2 separate regions of the Homo sapiens genome follow, and region 2 is linked to region 1. The links are chromatin contacts, found by Hi-C in ENCODE. All regions are on one chromosome and are shown on one strand. The core of a region is the stretch at or near the end of the contact, and the rest is flanking DNA. Distances in the headings are between cores, read along the strand shown. Region 1 holds the start of PITPNA (phosphatidylinositol transfer protein alpha). Region 2 overlaps ABR (ABR activator of RhoGEF and GTPase).

Region 1 (4,399 bases), core at 1,328-3,827:
GCCCCCTTGCTCCTTAGGAACAAAACCACTTCGGCAGCAATAGGGTACAATTCCAAAGGACAGGGCCACAGAGGAACTGCCGGGCTGGGCCTGGAGCGGCACTCACTCTAATGTGACCTTCACTCGCACCCTTTCCAGGGCTGCAACGCTGCGGCCACAGCCAGTGTCTCGGATGCCCTGATGCCCCTGCTCCTCCCCCGTCCCCCGCCCAGGGATGCACACACGGGGCACGAGTCGGGCAGGAAGGAAACGCAGATACCAGGCAGGCCCTGCATCTCCGGCACCTTGGACTTTTCCCTTGCAGGCTTCAAGGGGAGGAGAACAAAGACAGGGAAGGAGTGCCTCTCTTCAAACCTCACTCAGATCTCCTCTGAAGGTCCCTTCCTTTCCCTGCCTGACCTTCATTTCAAAACCACAGATTTCTACAGATTCTAGGGTTCATTTGGGAACAGGAAAAAGAATCAGAAGGATGGGAAAAGCCTGTCAGTCTGGACACTGAAGATTAAAATCTAAAGTGCACCACGTTCTCCTGTTGGCATCGTAAAGTTCTTCCTCCTCACCAGGAAAAGCTCCGAGCCCTGGCTGAATTAACATCAGACTGGATGTCAAGAAACAGAGGGGATGAGGCCTCAAAATAATGCTCTTCAGATGAGGTGTTTAGCTGGGATGACATGTGGGTCTCAGCTCCCTCTGTTACCCAAACTCCACTCTATGTCCTAAATGTCCTAAGCACCTCCAAGGAGCCAGCCTGGTGGGGATGGTCAAAGTGCGATCGCTGACAAAGTGGCAAGAGCTCTCTGCACACCTGCCTGGCTGCCTCACAAGTTGCTCTCTGTTTGACCATCTCCCACTCCTGGGGCTTCTGGCCCTCCCTCCAGGAAAGCAGTTTCACTGTAAATTCTGTGCACACACGCACACGCACACACACACACACACCCATCCTATCTCTCCTCTTTGGGGAGAAAAATGTCCTGTGATGCTTACTTGGAACCCTGAGCTTCAACGATGGCTCATCTTGTACTTGAAAGATTTAGCACACCAAACATCTCCACCTGTCCCCCAGTCCCCTGGATTTCAGGAGCAAACCCGTCATCCTGCAACTCCTTCCAGAAGTCACCAGTTTCCCACGCACCCCTCTTCACTACTCAAGAGCTCCCCACCCCTTCCACCATCTCTCCTCAGTTCACGGCTCCATGGACCCCTCAATTCCTCAAAGAATTTCCCCATCTCTTTGCACCAAGACTGAGAATCCCCTAGAAACAAGCTGGCCCTGCCCTGGTCTCCCCCATCTCCAACGGCAGGTATACTCATCCCAACATACTCTCTTTCCGGACCAGCCTCGACCCCGGTAACTTCCCGGCCTTCTCCACTTCGGACCCTACCCAACATTTTCTGGCCTCCTCGCCCAAGTCTCCCCACGTCCCAAGCAGTCATCCCAAGCTTGTTCCAAAAGCCTCCTCTTCCGCACCAGCTGCTTGGGCACCACGGTTACTCCGGCCCGCATCTCAGCCCCCTCTGCATGTCCTCAGACCCTTCACCTGTCTCCCCAGCCAGGCCCTGACTTCCTAGTCCTCCTCCTGTGTCCACTTACCACCACCCCTCACCCGATGCCTAAGGCGGCCACTCCTCCCCATCCCCATCCCAACTCCATCGCGGAGCCTCTGACCCATCCACCCGGCTCTCCGTGTGAACTGTTCGGCCCTCCACCTTTCCCCACCGCCGGGAGGCCCTGCCTGCCCCGGTGCGCCTCTTCCTCGGCCGCCGCGGGGCCTCTCAGCGCCGCCTGCAGTCCCGGCTGAGCCCGCGCCCTCGGCCCGCGCAGAGCGACCCCACAGCACTCCCAGCGCTCGGCGTCCCCTCGGCCTCCCCCAGTCCCGGGCCAGCTCTCCCTGCCCTGACCCCGTCTCGGGCCTGGCCTCGCCCTCGCTGTCCCCGGCCTCTCCTCGGGTCCACTTGGGCCTCCGAGGCCCCCGGGGCGCCTGAGGAGCCGTCCGCCCGGGTTGTCCCTCCGTGCCCGTGGGCCCCTCCATGCCCCGGCTGCCCGTCCATGCCCCGTGGGCCCCGGCTCAGATGCCGAACGCCCCGGCTGCCCCTCCACGCCCCGGCCGCCCCTCCACGCCCCGGCCGCCCCTCCGTGCCCCGTGGGCCCCGCCTCACGTGCCGCCCGCCCCGGATCCCCTCCATCCCCGCTGGGCCCGCCTCAGGCACCCTCCGTCCCTGCTGCCCCTCCGTCCATCCGGGCCCTGCGTCCCTCGCCGCGCCGTCGCCCCGGCGGCCGTCCCCACCCTCCCTCCTCCCCGCTTCCGCACGGCCGCCGGACACTCACTACTCCTTGAGCAGCACCATGTCGCTTCGCGGCTCGGTGGCTGCCCGCGGCCCGCCCGGCCTCCCGCCCGCTGCCCGCCGGCCGCTCTCCCCGTGGCCCGGCCCGGCCCGGCTGCCTGTGCGTCTTCGTCGTGCTCTGCTCCGTCCCCGCCGCCCTCGCCGCGGTCGCCGCGCCGGCTCCTGCCGCCCGGGCCTCGTCGCCTCTCGCGCCGCTGCCGACGCCGCCCGGAGCTCCGGTTCCGCAGCGCCGCGCGGGGGCGGGGCGTCTCTGCGGCAACCAGAGCGTCACACGCCGCGGTGCGCGCTGACGTCACGCGGGGCCGAGCCTTCCCAGGCCCGCCCTCCCGTCCTTAAGTGGGCCGCGGCGGCGCTGTCGGTTCCGAGGTGGGGCCCCGCGGCTGGGGCCAGACCCGGCAGAAGGCGGAGCAGACTAGGGTGTCCGTCACCGTCCTCGGTGTGAACCGCCACGGATGCACGCGGGTGCTGGCTGGGGGGCCTCCCCGGTTGAGGGAATTGAGACCCAGGAAAAGGTTGTTTCAAAAAATATTAATAGCCGCGCGCGGTGGCCCACGCCTGTAATCCTTGCACCTTGGGAGGCCGAGGCGGGCGGATCACCTGAGGTCAGGAGTTCGAGACCAGCCTGGCCAACATGATGAAACCCCGTCTCTACTAAAAATACAAAAATTAGCTGGGCGTGGAGGCACGCACCTGTAATCCCAGCTACACGGGAGGCTGAGGCGGGAGAATCGCTTGTACCGGGAGGCAGAGTTTGCAGTGAGCCGAGATCGCGATCGCGCCATTGCACTCCAGCCTGGGGGACAAGAGTGAAACTTCGTCTCAAAAAAAAAAAAAAGAAAAGAAAAGGGCTGTGAGGCCGGGCGCGGTGGCTCCTGGCAGTAATCCCAGGCACATCATGCCTGTAATGCAGCACTCAGGCGGGCGCATCACCTGAGGTCAGGAGTTCCAGACCAGATGGCGAAACCCCATCTCTACTAAAAGTACAAAAATTAGCCGGGCGTGGTGGTGGACGTGGTGGTGGTAGTCCCAGCTGCTCGGGAGGATGAGGCAGGAGAATCGCTTGAACCCTGGAGGCGGAGGTTGCAGTGAGCCGAGATCGCACCATTGCACTCCAGCTGGGGCGACAGAGCGAGACTCTGCATCAAAAAAAAAAAAAAAAAAAAGAATGAAAAGGGCTGTGAGAAATGAGACACAGGCTTAGCGGCATTACACGGAGGGGCACCTAATTGAGCGTCAGGGATGTAGTCAGGGAAGGCTTCCTGGAGGAAGAGATTCTCAGATCTGCAGAGGGCTTCGGAGAAGAGCATAGCAGGCAGAGTGAATGCAAAGGCTGGAGGCAAGAGGGAGAGCATGGTGCATTTGGAGAACTGACAAGTGAGTGGAACAGAACATTTCAGGGCTGAGCAGCTCAATAGGGGAGGGTTCCTGGTGAACGATGATAAGGTATTTGGAGTCCACCCTAAGGGCGGTGGGAGGGCATGTAAGGGCTCTGAGCAGTGACATGAGCGGGTGTCCTGGGCGAAGGCTCACTCTAGTGGTTGGGTGGACAGAGGGGATGGAATGCCAGAGCGTAGGCAGGGAGACCGGCGAGGAGGCTGCTGCAGATGTCCAGGTGCAGGTGGACTAGGACAGTGGGAGGGAAGAAAAGGAAGGGATGGATTCAGGAGCAACTCAGAAGGTAAACTCCGTGAGACTTGTTGACTCATTGGCTGAGAGGAGGAGAGAAAAGCAGCGAGGTCTCTGGCCTGGGAGCCGGGGTGGACGGTACTGTCTTCTCTGAGAACACAGGCAAGACAGGCTGGCATGGGGGCAGGTAATGACTCCAGTGCTGGACTCACACTCAGCGCAGGACGCTAGAGGGGCATCCAGGGGAGATGGGAGTGGGCTGCCTAAGACAGGGACTTGGGAAGGGAGGGTGGAGCAGCTGGCCGTGTTGCTATCAGGATGTGACTGGCGGCCCGCGACTGCCCTGAGCACTGTGCTCACTTATCAGATCCTAGAGTGGGGGCCAGGCTGAGTGCCTCACACCTGGATTCCCAGCACTTTGGGAGGCTGG
Region 2 (4,259 bases), core at 278-2,777, 460 kb before region 1:
GGCATGATCTCAGCTCACTGCAACCTCTGCCTCCCAGGTTCAAGCGATTCTCCTGCCTCAGCCTCCCGAGTACCTGGGATTACAGGCGTCCACCATCACACCCACTAATTTTTGTATTTTTAGTAGAGATGGGGTTTCACCATGTTGGCCAGGCTCGTCTCAAACTCCTGACCTCAGGTGATGCGCCCGCCTCGGCCTCCCAAAGTGCTGGGATTACAGGTGTGAGCCATGGAGCCGGGCCGAGATCCTTTTTAGATTTCTGTATAAGAGAATAAATTTGTGTGGTTTTAAGCCCTTAAGTTTGTGGCGATTTGTTTCAGCAGCATTAGAAAAGCAAGACAGACCCCACGCTTCAGGCAAGGGCAATAGTTACTTATTGGCGGCTTCACAAATTCCAGGAACTGAGCTTAGCTATCTTTGTGGTTCAATTCACCGGAGTCTCAAAACCTGGCAGGTGTTATCATCTTCCTGAGGCACCGAGAGTCGGGACTGCCAGAGGCCTGCACAGCCTCCAGCACACGTAGCCCCGGGGGACAAGATCAGAGCCTGGAACAGCCCCCAGCTCCAGCCCCTCCAGGTCAGACCCTCAGGGGTCTTCCTGCTGCTTCCCAGCCTTGACAAATGGGAACTCATCCCCTGTGCTGGGGGCTAGCACTCCCTCCTGTTCCCTGCCAACCAAGGTTTTGCCTGAGGGTTTAGCAAATGCCACACCGTGAGCTGTAACTGTAGAGCTGGTTGGACTAGGATGGGGGGAAGAAAGGGATTTGCAGCCCCAGCCACAAACAAGCTTCATCCCCCCTGGCACGAGCATAGACCCTGGAAGCCCTGTAATCGCCCATTTCTGCAAGATCCTCCCCTCAAGACTTCCATTCATAGTCCACTCTTGAAAGGCTGGTTCTGATGGGAAGACAACTCAGGAAGACCCTCCCTCAAGAGGCAACAGTCAGCCCCAAGAGTCCTGCTCTGGGCCCCGTTCACGCTGCAGTTTTGGCTGAGATTGGAGCAAAGGCGTTGGAGAGCGTACGGATGGGAAATTAGCCTCGGTGCACTTGGCTAACAGGAGACCCGTTGCTCAGTCACCACCAAAGGAAGGCCTGTTCCATCTCCCATCTTTTCCAGCTTTCCTCAGACTCCACAATTCCCAGTTTAGAGCCATGAGGAAATTCACATTGTTTCTTCAGTCTTTGCAGGGCGTCTCTTGTCTCATCAAAAACCAGGCTCACCACTCACTCACCCATTCCCACCGGGAGCCAGGCACTGGGAATACGAAGGTGAAGGAGAGGTGCCCACGTGCCTAGAATGCTCCGGAGCGAGTTCTCTAAAGAGTTCCAGGTCCCACAGCCTCTGCCACGCTGCCTACCTGTCTCCAGCACCGGGAAGCTGCCTGTCCTCACTTCCTCCCAGCCAGAACTTGTGAAATGCAGTCCTGGTGGGTTCGTTTATCCTCAGCATCCTGCACAATCTGCTAGGCTGACAGTGTGGCAGCTTGAAGCCGCCAAACCAAAGACGTCAGGTCACTCTGGTAGGAACAATGTCTAGAGATAAGGCGTGGCCAGCTCAGGCCTGGTCCTCCACAGAGTTGAGAGGCTAAATAAAGCCTCCAAACATCTGGTTCCAGGCCAAGCAAAGACACAATCTCTCCAGTAGCACTGGCCTCCAAGACAACAAGCAGGGCTGGCTCTCTGGCTGCGACTCAAGGCTATAGGGCATGCAGCGAGGGTCTGAGGCTTCACAGACGGTAGAAGTCAGTTCACGGGCCACAGCTGGCTGCCAGGAGTACCCAGCAGGATCTGCTCAGAGTAGATGCCACTGGGCCTGGGGGTGGGGGTGGCCGTGCCTGGGGCTTATACCCACACCAAGCATCAACCTCAGGACAACTGGCCCATCTCAGTCTCAGGACAGCTGAGGCAGTGTAGAGGCATCGAGAGACCCTCTCCTCTCCCAGCGCTAGGCGCTGAGGAAGTCTCTTTCAGCTGCTTCCTTGGCAGAATTTAGAACAGAGAAGACGGGTCAACTGCTGGGGGACAAAGACCAAATTCCAGTGGCCCCTCTCTCCTGAAGGGTGGATCCCCGTATTCTGGGCTCCCTATTGCTGTCTGAGGTCTTAGGCAGGCACCATAGGGCACAGGCAATGTTTTGAAACTTTGGTTGTTCATATCCCACCCTTAAAATTTTGCCATACTCACATACCACCACCTGCACTATTCTTTACTCAATATTGTTCTTTACAGTAACTTTTTTTTTTTTTTTTTTTTTTTGAGACAGAGTCTCACTGTGTCACCCAGGCTGGAGTGCAGTGGCAGGATCTTGGCTCACTGCAACCTCCATCTCCCGGGTTCAAGTGATTCTCCTGCTTCAGCCTCCTGAGTAGTTGGGATTACAGGTGCACGCCACCACGCCCAGATACTTTTTGTGTTTTTAGTAGAGACAGGGTTTCACCATGTTGGCCAGGCTGGTCTTGAACTCCTGACCTCATGATCCACCGCGCCCAGTCTCCCAAAGTGCTGGGATTACAGGCATGAGCCACTGCGCCCAAGAACTGACTTGTAAAAAGCAGTCTTACCCTACACGTATTTGAAATCGTAAGAAAAATGTACAGGTCATATTTTTTCTAATATATATTAAAATATATACTTAACCATTAAAATGCAAAATATAGATCGAGGTGCCACCGATCATTTCTCAAATCACCACGTGGGGCCCGCACTTAGAAAAACATCCAAATGGGGGATACAGGCATGATGTGCAGGCACAAGAGACCTGGGCAGGTGAAACAGAAATAGAGATGTTTCAGATGATCCATTAAAAACTGGCACAGAATTGGGCTGGGCTCAGTGGCTCACTCCTGTAATCCCAGCACTTTGGGAGGCCAAGAGGGGCAGATTGCTTGAGCCCAGGAGTTACAGACTAGCATGGGCAACATGGTGAAACCCTGTCTCTACAAAAATATAAAAATTAGCCCAACGTGGTGGCATGTGCCTGTAGTGAGGGGGAGGCTGAGGTGGGAGGACTGATTGAGTCTGGGAGGTGGAGGCCACAGAGAGCCATGATTGTGCCATCGCACTCCAGCCTGGGTGACAGAGTGAGACTCTGTCTCAAAAGAAAAAAAAAAATGGCACAGAATGATACCTAAAGGGTTAATCTGCATTACAAAAGGGTTTTTATTCCTGACAAATAAGTTCCTTAAAATAGCACCTTCTACAACGCCCCCGTCACAACCCTACCTATCTTTAAATAGAATGGCATGAAACATTTTTGGCAAGTGTAAGCCATTTTACAAATGCAACATGACGCTGCTATCAGTATTTTATTTGCATTACCAGTTTTACAGATCAATAACTCTTCAAAGGTAAGTCTGGGCTGAGATATGCAGCAAACTCCAGCTATAGCTTTGGAGAAAACTGCAGCCAACTTTACCTCTGCCCCCCAGGAAGATGAAGCGTCTTGGAAATGACACTGGAAACAGGATTGATTTATGGGCCTGGCACTTGGGCACATGCTCACAACGCAACTGCTGCTTAAGGTAAGTACCCCTAAAGTAAAGTAATAGCAAAGAGAATTGCCTTGGATTCCTACTAGCTGCCAGGGAAGGGTGTGCCAAGAACCTCTGCAGCCCAGGACAGGAGTGTATCATCCAGAAATGACCCTTGGCCTGCACACACACACACATGCACGCATCCAGGCCATCCCCAACTCCACTAGAAGTGGTCCCTTCTCCCCTGAATTTGGTGCCCTTTTATCAGTACTCTTCTCACAGTCTTTTTTTTTTTTTTTTTTTTGAGACTGAGTCTCACCCTGTCGCCCAGGCTGGAATGCAGTGGCATGATCTTGGCTCGCTGCAACCTCTGCCTCCCAGGTTCAAGCGATTCTCCTGCCTCAGCCTCCTGAGTAGCTGGGATTACAGACGCCCACCACTACGCCCGGCTAATTTTTGTATTTTTAGTAGAGATGTGGTTTCACTATATTGGTCAGGCTGATCTCGAACTCCTGACCTCAGGTGATCCGCCCACCTCAGCCTCCCAAAGTGCTGGGAATACAGGCGTGTGCCACCGCATCTGGCCCACCCTGCCTACTTCCGTACTCTATTCCTACTCCCTGTACCTGCCCCTTGCTCTGAACGCCTTGTGAGGGAAGATCACGCCTTGTTCCTCTTGTCATCTCTACAGTGCCAGGCAGGGTGCTCTGAAGAGCACCTAACCTGAGAGTGTTTGTTGAATGAATCCAGGAGCTTTCTTCCCACCGCTCTGTGGCCACCTGCT

Evidence for each region. Hi-C counts contacts between places; a loop is a spot of excess contacts on that map. Pooled maps may share reads with other maps.
Region 2: a loop to region 1 is called in a pooled map, with 5 times the contacts of the local background. The contact joins the enhancer-like site here to the promoter of PITPNA in region 1. A Hi-C loop is called at or near these places in 7 of 50 pooled maps.

Annotation. Positions count from the first base shown.
Region 1 is chr17:1,560,215-1,564,613 of GRCh38, forward strand. It overlaps PITPNA (phosphatidylinositol transfer protein alpha), which reads right to left and starts at 2,578. Exons shown (of 12, transcript NM_006224.4): 1 at 2,327-2,578. The coding sequence starts at 2,346. RefSeq lists enhancers at 1-616, 1,531-1,630, 2,399-2,898 and silencers at 1,741-1,870, 2,351-2,400, 2,471-2,750.
Region 2 is chr17:1,102,769-1,107,027 of GRCh38, forward strand. All of the region lies in intron 2 of ABR (ABR activator of RhoGEF and GTPase), which reads right to left. Among named protein-coding and RNA genes, the nearest start is that of ABR, 75 kb to the right of the region's middle. Within about 2 kb of position 1,528, at least 7 of the 41 ENCODE cell types and tissues checked have a DNase peak (open chromatin) inside an H3K27ac peak, as active enhancers do.